Regions from separate parts of the Homo sapiens genome. Here region 1 is linked to region 2. Evidence: read pairs that join two places in POLR2A ChIA-PET (ENCODE). Cell type or tissue: A673. All regions are shown on one strand.

Region 1 (8,000 bases), 160 kb before region 2:
GTTCTCTCTGAAAGTTAACACACACATTTAATTTTTTTTTTCATTTTACGCTTGATAAACTCTGGGCAATGCTAGTTCTAAGTATGTCCCTACATGTGTCAGAAAGTACATTACATTTCATATTTTTGCAACAACACATTAACCAAAAGTCTAGGGGAGGCTTCTTGGATGTGTAGTGAGAGTAGAGAGTAAAAGTACACCCCCACATGGAGTTACTATGTAAATTGCTTCACTACTAAACAGGTATATTGGGGCAGGGGGGGTAGACCTCTGTGTTTTATCTACTCAACAGTCACCATGTAAGGAAGCAGAACACCTATTTCTCAGCTAACTGCAAACTAAGAGGCTCAGTTTTCTGCGTTGACTTTCAGCAGCCTATTGCTGTCAGAAAGCAAACAATTGTCTCACATGCTGAATTCCTGAACCGGAAATGACCACAGTTTAAAATTAACAGGAATTATAATTGATATATTAGCAAGAAATAAAAGCTGTGGTTCTGTTTCCAAATTAAACAAAGATTGAAAATACGTGTGATCTATTTCATAAATGCAGTTTTATTTACAAATTAGGTGAGGCATTTAAGATATATGTTATGTATATTTTACATACTTTGCTACAATTTTGTCCTTTATTTTGGCCTCACTGCTAAGCAGCTGCACATCATGGAGTGACTGAAAGATGTTTCTAAGTTAGAAGTTTTGCCTCACTTGTGTCCTCTGAAGTTAGCTCGATACCCTCAGTTAAGTAGGAATACTACAAAATTAGGTTGGTTGAATAAGATTAAAAACATTCTAATTTTATTTTATTAATGAAGTTAGAGATACTCTTAACAAAATATTTTTAAGATGAATAAATCATGTTATATGTATTCAGATGTTGTATCTTTTCTCAGTGGATCTGGAGAAATCAAGCTACCACTGTTAGGGTTCTCCCAAGAATTAAAACAGCTACACATAAATTGGATTTCACTGGGAGACTGATGCTGCTCATGGATTAATAGATGAGGAAACATCTAAGAAAAGTTTTCTATTGCAATAAGAATTTTCTATTGCAATGTTGTGCTTGACCAGGGAAATCCGAGCAAAGCAGTCATAAGACAGAAGGCTGATATGCAAACTGAAATGTGATTTTCACAAAACTAGTATTTTCATGTTAAAAGCAGATGATTCTATCTTCACCAAGTATTTCAATACATTTCGCAGAACCCTAAGGAACATGTCTGGTCTGCTCTCTGGCAGCACCATCAGAGAACTAGAGTCAGATCAACTTGGCAGTTTTCAGTAGTACACTCCTCATGGGGGCAGGCAACACAGACCATTCTTCTCATCCAGGAAACAATTTCACGATGCCACAGACTCTGGGCTTAATTAAAGTGGGTGAGACCTAGAGTCACAGCCTATAGTGGTTAATTTAAATTAAATCATAATCTCTAAAGAAAAAGGAATGGATCTAAGACTGTCTAGTAGGCAAAAATGTGAAGCACCATGATGATTGTGTGGAGTGTGAGCTGCTGTGGCCATCTGAGAACTGCTCTCTGATTCAACCCTATGTCACATAGCCAACAGTCATTTCAGCCCTTGAAATGGGGCCATGAAGCAAACCAGGGCTAAAATTCCTAATTTCTGACCTGGGAGGTTCTGCCCTTTGTGCTTTCCAAAATTTAGCCTTACTGAGAGGGACGTAGAGATTATACTTTATTTCTTTATGAAAATTAAAATTGGAAAATGCTAAAAAGTAAGGAAATTTAAAGAGGCAAAATTTCACCATGTATTTACAAAGCATTTGTAATCACTGCAAGCCATTTGTAAAACACAGTTAATTCACTAAGAGTCCCCAGAGGCAAGTGCGGATGCTAATGCCCATTATAGTGAACAAAAATCACAATCGCCAGAGGTTAAGAAATTCACTTAGGTTGCACACAACCAGAGTGTGTGACCGAGATTACTACTGGACCAGGTTCCCCAAATACTATGGATACAAAGAGAAAAGTAGACAGATCCAGCAGTTCAGGGTGTACTACAGTCTAAATTCTAAGAGCTAAACATATCTAGGCAGAAGTTTTATTTAAAACTTTGGAATATATTTACTTTACTTAAATATAATCTTAATATAAAAAGTCAATATGCTTACAAAGTATTTTTTAATCTAAAATATCATAATATAAGAATGTTCATGGTCATTCTGCAATATTTAAAGCCATAATTCAGCGATGAGGTATAATTTGGCAGGGAGAGGAGAGAGGTGGGGAAGGATTTCCAGTCTTCTCCAAATATATGACAACTAATTGCCAATTTTATGAACTTAGAGAAAGCTAGGAATAGCTTGGAAATTAGTTGCATTCTTTATAGCTAGAAAAGAGATAGATTGGCTGTTTTCAATAAATTATGAATTTTAAAATTGATGTTAGTAAAACAATGAACCTGTCTTTCACCCTTAGAATTAACCAATATAAATGGAAAATTAAAATAAATCTTGTAATAAGAATCTCATCCTTCCACAAAGTGTTAGTTATGATTTAAATTAACACTAAAGTCATTGACTTGGGGAAGAAAAATAGGTATAAGGCTCAGAGAAGATAAGGGACCCATTTCTCTTATTCTTAAGATTAAAACAAAAAAACAGTAGCTTCAATTTATAGATTGTCTTTCAAAAACAAAAACTTCAATCAGTGGTATGTGTAATTTCCTAAACCCTCACAAGAGGTGTAAAGTGGGAACGCTATTATGACTTTCATATATAAAACCTTTAACACAAAAAATGCGAATATGAAAATTACAAAAGATAAGGAAAACTCAGCCATAATTCCACTTACATTGACACAATCATCATTAGCATCTGAATGTACTTTAGGGTTTTATTTGTAACTCCCTTTGGCTGATGCAGAAGCTCAAGGATGCCAAGTGACCTGCCCTTTTGCATGTGGAATGAAAACTTTCTCCTTCCTCCAGCACTCTGAGCTGCCCAGATAGGCAGGAAGGAGCCCTAAGCTGAAAGGAGGCTACCACTGTCAGCTGAGTTGCTGCCTTTAATCTTCTTCTCTATCTTTTCTCTGGAAACAGTAAGGAAGATGAAGGACTGAACATTTAGACAACAGAGTACATTTCTATTCTAACTCCCCTCATCTAAAGAAGGCAAGTCTGTTAAACTAAGGATCTCATGCCTTACAGAAGTTTGAGATCAAAGTTACCTATTTAAAATTAAGTAGAAAAATTTCCCTGGTGAACCAAATAAATATCTATTTCCTAATTTTTTGATGCTTCATAAATTAGATTTCTCTCAACCTGAGAGAATACTAATAAGAGCCCTAAAATATCCCTAAATTTGGATCCATTTGAAAACCTCCAATAGTCAACCATGAACTGTACCTACCAGGAACATGTAGCCAATCTGCTACATAGAGGTTAGAGGTCAGGAATCTCCAAGAGCACTCAGAAAAGTCAAAGGAAGCCCCAATGTGTCCATTAAAAGCCTCATGGGGTCAAGGCCTAATTGGAGTCAGATTCTTAGGTGACGCAGAAAATATATCCCAAAGAATTTGGAAGCCCACTAAGGCCTGTCTTCAAGACCAAGTTGATGCTTGCACTAGAGGTCGAAGACAGCTACAAAGTCTGACCACTAAGCATCAACAGCACAAAGGGATGTGGGATGGTACCTAATGCTGCTTATAATTCTGAATGTAGCCAATGTGAAAATGCTGCATTTATGAATCAGCCACAACAGAACTACTGTCTTCTACACTACTGTAAAAAGTGGGCTTAAAATACCACCAAGGGTTGGGCACAGTGGCTCATGTCCGTAATCCCAACATTTTCGGAGGCAAAGGCAGGAGGGTGTCTTGAGCCTAGGAGTTCGAGACCAGCTTGAGTAACACAGTGAGACCCTGTCTTAAAAAATCATAACAAATTTTTTTAAATGTCGTGGAGGGATAGTCTCACCCACTAACCTTTACTATTTATTCAGTGAATTTAGGTAGTATACTGCCACAACCTGCACAGACATGTTTCCTGGATATTAGAGAAACCACACAGTGGTTCCAGCTGCAGAAGCAAAGAGAAGTGTGTCATGAACCATGACCCACCCTGGAGCAAATGCCTGGGACTGCGTTTATGGGGACTTCTAAAGAAAATCATTTATTATTATTTCCATCCCATTTTCTTACTTTACATGTAATAATTTAACTAAATCTGCTTAGCTACTGTATTCCATCTATATGAATGTGAAAAAATTATACAAACTGCTGACCCTGACTATGGTTTATAGTTTCAAACTGTGATTCTATTACATAGGACAAAAAATTTTAGGCTTAAGAACACAGCTGTGACTTTTCAATATCTACAGGATGATTTATCATTGTCAGTTAGATATTTAGCTTATAAAATGCAGAACTTAAGATCTCTGTGGCTTGTGTGTGTGTGTAGATAAGTTATAGATGGAGAAGTAGAAAAAGCTTGCAAATTAGAGGGAAGTAACTACACTGACTACTAGGAAATCAGTGAATATTTTATTACTCAAATATTAAGCTTGATGCAACAAGAAAAAGTAATGATATAGGTCCTCTTTTTTTAGGTCTTTAAAAATGTCTTTTAAAATGTCTAATTATAGATGGAGAATTTCTGCAAGAAGTCTTGTGATATAATTACCTTTTCAGTGTAAATCATCAATTGTACTGTGCCACACATACACTCAAGTCATCAACCCTCCTAGGTAGGGAAGGAAGTATAAATATCTAAGGTGGGGTGGGGAAGTCATCTGGTCCCTCAATTTAGTGTCATATTCCTAAGGTAAAAACATTTCCTGTACTCTGTGAGATGAAAACATGTTGTTTTGAGTATACAGGAAAATGCCAGTTGCCTTGCAATAGGAATTTCTGATTTGTCACTAAATATTCTTTACTTACTTTAACATTATCATTAAAGAAGTTCAACTGTTAACACACTTTTTGTCTAGTAGAAGTAAATTTAAACTCTAGTCACCAGTAAAATGCTATTGGATTATTCATTAGGATATATATGTGTACACACACACACACACACACACACACACACACACACAGAGCAAATTTGAAAATCACCTTGGCCAGGCACAGTGGCCCATGCCTATAATCCTAGCACTTTGGGAGGCTGAGGCAGGCGGATCACCTGAGGTCAGGAGTTCGCGACCAGCCTGGCCAACATGGTAAAACCCCGTGTCTACTAAAAATACAAAACTTAGCTGGGCGTGGTAGTGCACACCTGTAATCCCAGCTACCTGCGAGGCTGAGGCAAGAGAATCGCTTGAACCCGGGAAGTGGAGGTTGCAGTGAGCTGAGATCGTGCCACTGCACTCCAGTCTGGCCAGGTGACAGAGTGGGACTCCATCTCGAAAAAAAAAAAAAAAAGAAAAGAAAAAGAAAAAAAGGAAAATCACCTCAAGCCTTAAACATAATTCCAGAAATACGCTAAGTGATACTAAACATAGTTAAATGGGACACTGCCAGATAAAGATCATTCACTGCCTGTATTTGAACCTTCTCGGGAATTATAAATTGTACATTACTGCCAGGGGCATCTTGAGAAATTATGATAAATTTTGCTCTGGATTTTTATGGTAATTTAGTTTCCTTTTCTCCACTTTAAAAGGAAATCTTAATTACCAATCTTTACTCACAATAATTGGTTAAGGGCATTTCCATTTTATTTTATATCACTGTAAGCCAAAAACACATTGATGAGTTTTAAAAACCACAGGGAGTTAGGTCATAACCTAATGACCTAAAGCACTGATGAAGTGCTTTCTAGCACAGACACAAATAATTTATCATCTGAAGCTTGCCATGAGAGTTTTGATTCACACATGGGAAATCTTACTAGCCCATGACAGAATCAAATCATTAGAAAAGGTATGTAAGTGCGTTCACATATATATTCAAAGCCAAGAAATGTATATGCAATATTAAAATGTACACACACAATAGACAGATTATAACATTGCTGAAAGCAGAATAGATCACAAAGACAGTCCATCATATAAAATTTACACTCTTTAAAAAATAAATTTGTAAGCTTCCTTGTATTGATATAGCTCTGACTTAAAGATGTTTTAAATAATGCTCTCCTTTTCCTCAAATAAGATGAGAAGTCTACCGCTATCCCCCACCTCTGAATCCCACCAAGCTGAAAAAAGAGGGAAAGAAAGGAAGAAAGGAAAAAAAAGGAAGGAAGGATGGAGAGAGAAAAGGAAAGGGAAAAAAGTCTTTGTCAATCTCAGTAACTAATTCCTATCACTGAGTAGAATTATACTGAAATATAACTCTTCATATACTCAAAACAGTATCGCATGTATTTTTAAAATTACCTTATCCCTGGGGCATTAAGAAAGAAGAAATCATAAGAAATAAACTTCTATCAATTTCTGTTTATCACAGTGAGGATAAACTCCTCAATTTATATGGCTACTCCATATTCTGAGTGGATGGCCTCCTGTCTGCCTAAGAAATCAGTTTATGTTCCTAAAAGCAAAGTCTTTAAAAGCCCCCAGCCATCTGCCTGAGGCTGAGGCTGGGTCCGAGGTTGGAGAGAGAAAAAATAGCAAACTATATGTAATTGAATTGCCTATTGGGCTCAAAGCAAACTGAAGGCAAAAATGAAATGCAAATAGTTAACAAACTGTAAAGCAACACACAAACGCTGCTATTATTAATGATAACGATTAGTGATAACAATAACTATAGTATTTCCAATGTTGATTTTTTTATCCACATATGGAAAATACAGCTACAGAGAATGATAATCAATAATCAGCAGGTCTTTTCTTCAGAGCCTGGGATAAGAAAACCATCAGCTCCAAAATTCTACTCTATGAAGCCTAAGAGAAGATTCACTTACAGCCTCAGCAATTTCTGCTCTTGGAGAATCAAGCGGATTAAAATTTTTTTTCAAGTCTGAAATTTCACACTTACTTCAAAATCTTAAATTATTTCCCTTTTTCCTCAGAATTGAACATATTGCATAGTCATTTTACTTTCACTGCAATAGAGCAAGTTAAAGTTTATATAATTTATTCAATATTATTTCTCAAGAAAGGTTGAGACAAAAAAGCATGTACAAAGCTTTGCATCGATTCAATGGTTCAAACTCATATATTAAATAAAATTTTTACTAGAACACAGTTATATGAAGTAAGTTTGATGTTACCTCTGGTACTCCTAATTTTCGGCATGCTTCCAAAAAGTTTTCCACATTTCTTCTGCATTTGGCCATGCTAAGTTTGGGCTATAAATGCAAATATACGGAAATAATATATTATTTAAAAGAGAAACCATTTTAATAACATGTTAAATTTTAAACTTCCCAAATGGCACAAGCAATACATGTTTATTGGAGCAAAAGAAAATAACACATAAGCAAATAGAAGAAAACAAAATATCACTCAGAAACATCCATCTTAGATTAAAAACTGTTAATATTTTAGATTCTATTCTTCCAGACACTGTGTTCATATATGCCTACATAGATATACATATATGCCTATGTATATATATATAGATGTTTGTATATCATGTATATACACTGATGTATATGTATGCAAAATTTTCTGCATACATATGTATATATGTATACACACGTATGTTTATATTGTTTATATATATGCACACACACACGTATATATAGTTTTTACGGGATCATACTGTTGTGTAACCTGTTTTAGTTTGCCTAAAGTACACCATAAACATCAACTTCCCCATCAACAAATATATTCCTATATAAAGGGTCTAAATTCACCAGGCCAATTAACCTCCTTCCCACCAAAGCCAGGGATATAGAGGCAATATCATGGTAAACAGCACTGAAAATGGTGGATGTTCAGGACTTAACCAAAAGCTTCTCACAATTGAATTAACCTTGGTTATAGATGGCCTCTGAGGTGTGGGATGGGTAACAGGCACATTTCATATATAATATACTATACTTTTTTACATGGTACGTTTTGAACACTTTGCTGCTAAATTGTAATATTCCTCC
Region 2 (8,000 bases):
CTTTTATTCCACCTATCAGTTCTTTGGTTGTTGTTTTGAATTTATTTCTGTCCCAGGCCTTCCCACCTAGCCTCACTTGAAGCCTTTTCCTAAGACTGCTCCAGGCTCACTTAACACCATACTCCAGTTGCACACAGAGGTCTAGGGGGCTGAGGTGAGGCAGAGGAGGCAAAAGCTCTCCTGTTGCAGGGGCTTCATCCAGGCAATGAAAGAAATGAGGAGATTGAAGGAGCAAAGGAAAACCACACCTGCAAAGTTCCAAATGACATGATGCAGCTGACACATGAACCTGCTTTCTGGTACACAGGGACTGTGTTTTACCTTATTTCATTAACCAAGGTAATGCTAGATCCATTGGTGAGGCAGTCTAGAAGCTCACCCAGTGATACATCCATTAACAAAGAGTAAGTTTCAGCTACACACTTCAAATCCAAAATGTTATTAAAATATGACAACCACTACTAGTATTTTAATGACATTTTGGATTTGAAGAACAACAGAGGCAAGAGCTCAGCCTTTGTGCATAAGCCCCTTTTCCTAGAACTTTATTAGAACCAACTGAAAATTGTGTAATTTGTACCAACTGTCCTTTGGGCTCTGTTCCTCTTTGTTCCAAAAGCTCAGTCCCTTTGATATCCCTGCAACACATTTAAGCATTTCCACTTGGTCCACTCCGTGCCAGAAATGTCTTGCAAGTGACACATTTCTCCACTACGTCTTTGCTAATTAATCTACAGAACAAGAATGGCAAAAAGGGAAGGGACTTTCCTTTTGTTCTCACAAAAGAGTTTGTCATACAAGCCCTGCTACAAAAGGTGAATCAATTGGTGGCTTACGAGTCTTAGAGATTTGTTCCAGGTCAAAAAGTAAGTGTCCCCAATTCCCACGTTAAGACTGTTGGAGCAGAAAGCAGCATGCATGACCCCCAAAGGGTAGCATTACAAGAAAACATGGGTTAGGTTTCCTTGCAGTTTCGCTGCAGTAGTTTCAACTGCTGGGTAGGATGCATACTGCAAATTACCCTTTGGATAATTTCATTCCCTCATTATCACACATAGGATTCTAGCAAGGAAGTAATGACAGAAGGGCCCTACAAGAAAAAGTAAAATAACTCTCTTCACTATCTTAGAATTTCAGATAACAGGCAACAGTCAGGTTATAATTTGATGACAAGAGATATGATCAGTTTTAGAACTCCTTCAGTGAAAATAGTTCTACCAAGCTTTCTCAGAGCTAGCTTATTATCCAAAAATGAGTTAAACAGAACTTATTTAAAAATTAGAGGCAGTAGGAGGAGGACCTGGGAGAGGAACAAATGTTATAAAGAGGTCTTGGGCTAGAAACTCAAAAGAAATGTTCATGCCAAAATGCTCCTAGGGGTTCCCTTGCACATTCCACTTGACTGAGAGGTTTTACTTCTTCATGAGCCACTTTCTAAACCTGGCTTTTTCAGGTACAGACTGCAAGTCTTCTCAAGTTACTCTGAAGCTCCATGAAGTTAATAATGTGACAAGGCTAAGGTTAAGATCAGCCAACTCTTGCTTTGACATTTTAAATTGTCAGATGACTAACAATTTGACAGATGCTTCTGAAACAAAAGTTTTGTTTAAACAAGATTTTTGTTCAATTATTCAGATGTTCGCATTACTCAGGTACATCAAGAACAAAGTAATCAGATGCCTTCCCATGATTTTACAGAAAGACAAACTCTGAAACGGACAAACAAGGTGGTGAAAAGCCAAAAGGTAATTCAGGAAAGATACTGAAGATGATCCGCTCTTGTTGTGGTTATTGAGGTGTTATTCATATTATCAGATTGAGAGTGTTAAACTCCAAGAAAAGAGCTGGTAACCCTATTCCTCAATTCAGCTGAAGAAGTCATTAATATAGGGAAAATAATCTTTTTTTGCCACCAGCTACAAAGTTAGCATATATGGTTAAAAAAAAAAAAGAAAAGAAATTCCAAGGAAGAAAAAATAACTAAAAATAACTCTAGGCAAAAAGACACAATAATTTCAACCTGTCTTATATTGGCAGCTTATTCCATGGAGTTCTGAGATGGTACACTTTTCATAACGACTAATATCTCTCTGAAGAGTTGGAAAAATAAACACTGATGACTGCTGACAGAGCCAGAGTTAAACTGTGTTCTGTGGGTCCGCATCAGGCAGCAATCCAGTGCAACCTTCTGCCCGTAATCAGATGCCATCCACAGTCAAGCATATAAGGGCACTCCTGCTTAGACGAGGGACTGGACCAGGGTTCCAAAAGAAGCATTCCTTTGGAATATTTTGTTTTTAGTCCAAGGGCTACATACAAATTCTTGAGAATGCAGCCCTTTCCCTGCACACAGCGAGCCCCTCTACTTCACTCCCACCACCTACACACCAGGGAGAAACAGCCCAATGTTCTTCATGAGGGAGTGAATTTTGTCGGCCTTAGGTCTTGTCTGAAGAGTTGAGAGGTTGCAGTCTGGCTGTACCAGTGAACAACATAAATAAAGGTAAGGGCCTCAACCCCAGCATCTCCCCTCCTCCCGCCAACCAGGGAGTGCTTCCCTGTCCTTTCTGGCATGAAGGCCACACACCCTGTACATCCCCCTCCCACAATGTAAGCATCTGAAGGCCACACACCCCGTACATCCCCCTCCCACGATGTAAGCATCTGACTGCATAATTCAAATCCAAGCTAGCAACAGTTGTTTCTGCACCAGCTCTCAGGGACTGCCCCAGTTGCTAAGCTGTTTCAGTTCTCAAGGGAGTCCAAAAGACCAGCATATTATTTTTAGAGGGGATAAGGGAATTGAAAAACAGAAATAGGTTATTCTTAAGGAGAAGAACATGGTACTTCTGGCTGAAATGCTGGTTCTTACCATCCAGCAAGGCACTTAGAATGCATGCAATTGTTAATCAGACAGACAAAGACTTACTGTCTGTACATTACCAGGCTCCAGCCTTCATATTTTCCTCCGAATTTTAATGAGATCCTCCAGCTGCTATTAATGTGTCATCCTTTTGCTTCTGCGATGCACTAAAAGCAGCAATGTTTATATAAGGTGGCACCCAAGCCCAAGAACTGATGGGGAAGCAGGGCCATTGTCTGCATGGGAAGCTTCTAAGGCTGGGCAGTGGTATTAAGTCATGGAGACTTTCACTATGCAGGCGCCACAAAGCACGCATCCTTTCTGCTCTTCCAAATTAAACACAGACGACCACAGTTCCATTTGATTTTTAAAGCTAACCGCAGCCAGGAGATTTTGAAATGAAGGCTTCCTTTCCACACCTAATGCATCTCACTGTTGGAAGAGGTGGGGCAGAGATGGGGGAGGAGGTGCCACATGTGCCTGTGATTATAAGGGAGCAAATAAAGACTCACACTAAGTTTTTCTCTCAGCCTAAGGCAGAGGCTCAATCTCTGGAAACTAAAACCAAAGCTGACGGGGATTCCCTTTAGTGGGCACCACTGCCCTTCTGCATCCCCCATGGCTATGCCACAGGAGCAGAACCAAGGAGAGGCTCCCAGCTCTTGTTCTCTAGCAATTGTAAATGACAGCAGTCTGGAGGGTGGGGAGAACTTCTTGAAACCACCACCGGAAATCGGTCCAAAATAATGATTTCCTTCTCGTTCTCTTTTCTCCTTCCTTCCTTTCTTGCTGTTTCTTGTCTGCTTATGTCTTATAGTTACCAAGAAGCAGCTCACTAGTGATAAACTGTTGCAACTGCATTCTTCAATAAGGAACTCAATACCTTCTCTCACTCATGCTACAAAAAAAGCTAGTTGCTGTGCTTCCAGCTATCAGAATTCATTCATTTCATTCATTCCTTCTTTCAACACTATATCCACCCTGTATAACCTACCACCTTTTGAGTATAGGTAGGACCTGTGAATATGATGGGATATCATTCCAATTATTGTGTCATCTTAAATGGCAAAGGGATTTTGCAAATATAATTAAGGTTAATCAACTGTTGAGTGGGCCTGACCTAATTAGGTGATGCCTTTAAAAGAAGAACTGGGGGCCAGGTGCAGTGGCTCATACCTGTAATCCCAGCACTTTGGGAGGCCGAGGTGGGTGGATCACTTGAGGTCAGGAGTTCGAGACCAGCCTGGCCAACATGGTGAAATCCCATCTCTACTAAAAGATACAAAAATTAGCCAGGCATGGTGGCGTGTGCCTGTAATCCTAGCTACTTGGGAGGCTGAGGTGGGAGGATCATTTGAACTCTGGAGGTGGAGGTTGCAGTGAGCCGAGATGGCACCGAGGTTGCACTCAGCCTGGGCAACAAGAACGAAACTCTGTCTCAAAAAATAATAATAAAATAAAAGAAGGACTGGGGCCCACCCTCAAGTCAGAGACCTTTTCCTGCTGGCCTGAAAGAAAAAAGGCCACCATGAGTTCCACAATCACAAGGGACCGAATCCTGCCAACAACCTCGAAAGCTTGGAAAAGGACTCCAAGCTTCAGATGAGAGAAGCCCCAGCCAGTTCCTTGAGTACAGCCTTGTGAGACCTAGGGCAGAGAATCCAGCCAAACTGTGTCTGGACTCCTGATCCATAGAAACTGTGCCATCATAAATGTGCATCATTTTAAGCCACCAAATTTGGGGCAATTTCTTATGAAGTAATGAAAAACGAATACAAATGCCAACATAGTCCTAGCACTGTAATGGAATGCTGGAGACTGTAGACAGAGAAGTGCAATACAGTAAGGTGAATAATGATAAAGGGTAAATATAAAATTCTACTGAACCTCAGAAGGGAGCCTCTAATCCTGGCTGGGCCAGGTTGAGAACATTGAAAGGAAAGAGGCATGGCTCTCCAATATTCCGAAGGACACCACAGGAGACAACATGTAAAGCTCAGGGCTCTAATCAACGATAGCAATGTGAACATGTTGTGATAGCCTCCTTGGTCTCAGAATGGTCTCAAAATATGCACAGATCATTGGCATAGGGAGCGCAATTATTTCTGCTGAGTTCAGCAGCAACTGACAACTTCACTCAGGACTCCCAGTTATCAGAAGCCAAGGCATTTAAATGGTTTCACTTGGGAATTCTAACAAGTTTTTTCCCAACAATCTTAAGTCTACGGAAAAAAATTAGAACAAGACATTCTTATTTAGGGCCTGCCTAAAGGGAGCATTAGTATTAAAATATGCTGCCATGCATGAGAACCTTGCTAAAACTGCCTTTGAGTTTCTTGTTTCTCTGGCTTAGGAGACTGCCCCATAAGTTACATGAACAAAAGGCTCACGGCAAATGTCTAATCCAGCTGGCTTTCTCCTGGTCGCCAGCAAGCCTCAAGCCTGCCACTTTCTTTGGCCATAATCAGCATGTGCTTAAGGAATGCTGACTAATTCCAACGTTTGTCCAGGCAGGACACAGGGAGGTAAATCCACTGCCAAAAATAAAAATGCATTCCAAAGTCGAGTATTAGGTCACTCTGAGATGATGTACTATTTTATATCACTCCTGCCAATCCTGTGCTGCCGTTAATCAAGCTCATTCTCTCTCCCTCTGGACTTCTCAATGGATCCTCTTCACTCAAGGACTCAGGAGCCTGCTTCATTCTCTCATTTTAGCCAAAAAGAGCTTCATACATGCATTTCAGGAAAAATTTAAAGAGAGAGAGAAAGAAAACATGACTTACCTAAATATAAATTAGGCAATGGTTTCTGTATCATTCAATTCCATTTAAATCCATCCCATGAGCACACACTGATCTTGCTTTCAAGTCATTGTCCAAAGTTGAGGAAGTGTTGCTGACATCTAGTCAACACAAGAAGCTGACAAGCAACAGCTGTGCAATGCTTTGAAAACCCCTTCTGGAGGATTTTTGCAAGTAGGAATGAGACCACATCCCCCCCACAACACACACACACACACACACACACACACACACACATTCATGCACAGATTTTTCAGTTATGCTGCAGAGCAATGTGTCCTTCAACTTAGAGAATCATTTGTGTGCACAGCACATGAATGAGAAAGCCCTCCCACGCCCAGTTCTATCACCAGAGTCACAAGGTTGCAGTAAGAGCTCTTTATTTAGATAATCACACACGCATCTTGTGGTTCTGTGACTCTAAGTCATACGATAGACTATCTTCATCAATGTCTGGGGTGCACAGCTGAGCTTAAACTCCACTCCTAAAAAAAAAATTAATACAATTATTTGTGCTGGTGATGATAGAGGGGACCAGCAGCACTGCACCCTATCCAGCAGTTCTCTGTTCCTGTGGTCAGAGTCATTGACAATGTAGAACAGGAATGAAAGGAAGGCTGGACCCTAAAGAGGATTTCTGCCTATTAAAAGATGATGGTTCTTGTCCAGTAGGTATATTTTGGTTGGAACTTTTCATTTATCCCACTATCCATTGATCAAAAGGATTGGAAACTGTTATTCCAATATTCCAGAATGTGCTTATAGATACATCATGTAAACCTCATCCAAAGGCTAAACAGAATATTTATTATTACCACTGCCAAAAAGGACTTTGTTTGGATTTTGCTTTCCAAACACACAAGGAAAAAATTAAGAAAAAGCAATAAATAGCCCATACACCAAAAAAAAAAAAAAAAAAAAAAAACCCCACACACAAATAAATGCCAGACAACCGAAAGTAAACAAGTGCTTCATAATCATTTTTAAGTTACATGGGTTGACTTTTTAAAAAACCTTTTAAATGATTAAAATGTGTTTAACTTCCTTTTACAAGTTTTAGAATATGCGTATAAGTTTGTATGTTTGAAGAGAGGGAATAATTGAGAAGGAAATGCTTTAAAAAGTGGGGAAGTGGGATCTACAAATAATTATTTTAAGTCTTCTAATGGATAAAGAAAAAAAGTGCTCTTGTTTATCAGTCCACCACTCAACATAGTCGGAAAATGCCACTTCTTCCTTGATGCCATACAGCATGGTGTCCCCGTTCTTCCCTTGCATTGACACTTAGCACCTTTGGTTATTATAGATCTCTAGACTTCTCCTTCACTTGACTAGCTGGAAGCTCTAAAATGCAGGCAACACCACTTGTTTTGTATTTTTTAATGTTAATTTTTTTTAATTTTTAATTTCTGGGGGTACATAGTAGGTATATATATTTATGGGGTACATGAGATACTTTCATACAGGCATGCAATAATCACATCAGGATAAATGGGTATCCATCATTTCAAGCATTTATCCTTTGTGTTACAAAGGATAATTATACTCTTTAGGTTACTGTAAAATTATATTTAAATTACAATTAAATTATTATTGACTATATGGTCAGGCACAGTGGCCTGTAATTCCAGCACTTTGGGAGGCCGAGGCAGGCGGATCACCTGAGGTGAGGTCAGGAGTTCGAGACCAGCCTGGCCAACATGGCGAAACCCCGTCTCTACTAAAAATACAAAAATTAGCCGGGCATGGTGGTGTGTGCCTGTAATCCCAGCTACTTGGGAGGCTTGAACGAGGCAGGTGGAGGTTGCAGTGAGCTGAGATCATGCCACTGCGCTCCAGTCTGGGGAATAGAGTAAGACTCCATCTCAAAAAAAAAAAAAATATATATATATATATATATATTTGACTATAGTCACCCTGTTGTGCTATCATATACTAGATCTTGTTCCTTCATTCATTCTATTTTTCATACCTATTAACCATCCCCACCTCCTTCCCATCCCTCCACTTCCCATCCTCTGGTAACCATCATTCTACTCTCTATGTCTATGTCCATGAGTTCAACTGTTTTAATTTTTAGCTCCTACAAATAAGTGAGAACATGCGAAGTTTGTCTTTCTGTGCCCGGCTTATTTCACTTAATATAATGATGTCCAGTTCTATCCATGTGGTTGCAAATGACAGGATCTCATTCTTTTTATGGCTGAATAGTACTCCATTGTGCATATGTACCACATTTTCTTTATCCATTCATCTGTTGATGGACACTTAGGATGCTTTCAAATCTTGGCTATTGTCAACAGTGCTGCAACAAACATGGGGGTGCAGATATC

The links. Peaks named below come from ENCODE experiments on the same cell type or tissue, not always from the same donor. Only the 100,000 strongest peaks of a DNase experiment are listed, where the experiment ranks them.
Region 1: POLR2A ChIA-PET joins it to region 2 with 15 read pairs; 2 of 35 experiments call an interaction of 5 or more read pairs at or near these places.

What each region holds. Positions count from the first base shown.
Region 1 is chr13:46,733,171-46,741,170 of GRCh38, reverse strand. LRCH1 (leucine rich repeats and calponin homology domain containing 1) reads right to left here. Exons shown (of 20, transcript NM_001164211.2): 19 at 7,173-7,250. Among named protein-coding and RNA genes, the nearest start is that of ESD, 60 kb to the left of the region's middle. In A673, no CTCF peak of the experiment used is centred here; no DNase peak of the experiment used is centred here.
Region 2 is chr13:46,573,415-46,581,414 of GRCh38, reverse strand. All of the region lies in intron 1 of LRCH1 (leucine rich repeats and calponin homology domain containing 1), which reads right to left. Among named protein-coding and RNA genes, the nearest start is that of LRCH1, 24 kb to the right of the region's middle. RefSeq lists enhancers at 2,301-2,350, 2,671-2,980, 3,351-3,400. In A673, no CTCF peak of the experiment used is centred here; no DNase peak of the experiment used is centred here; H3K27ac peaks cover 634 bases.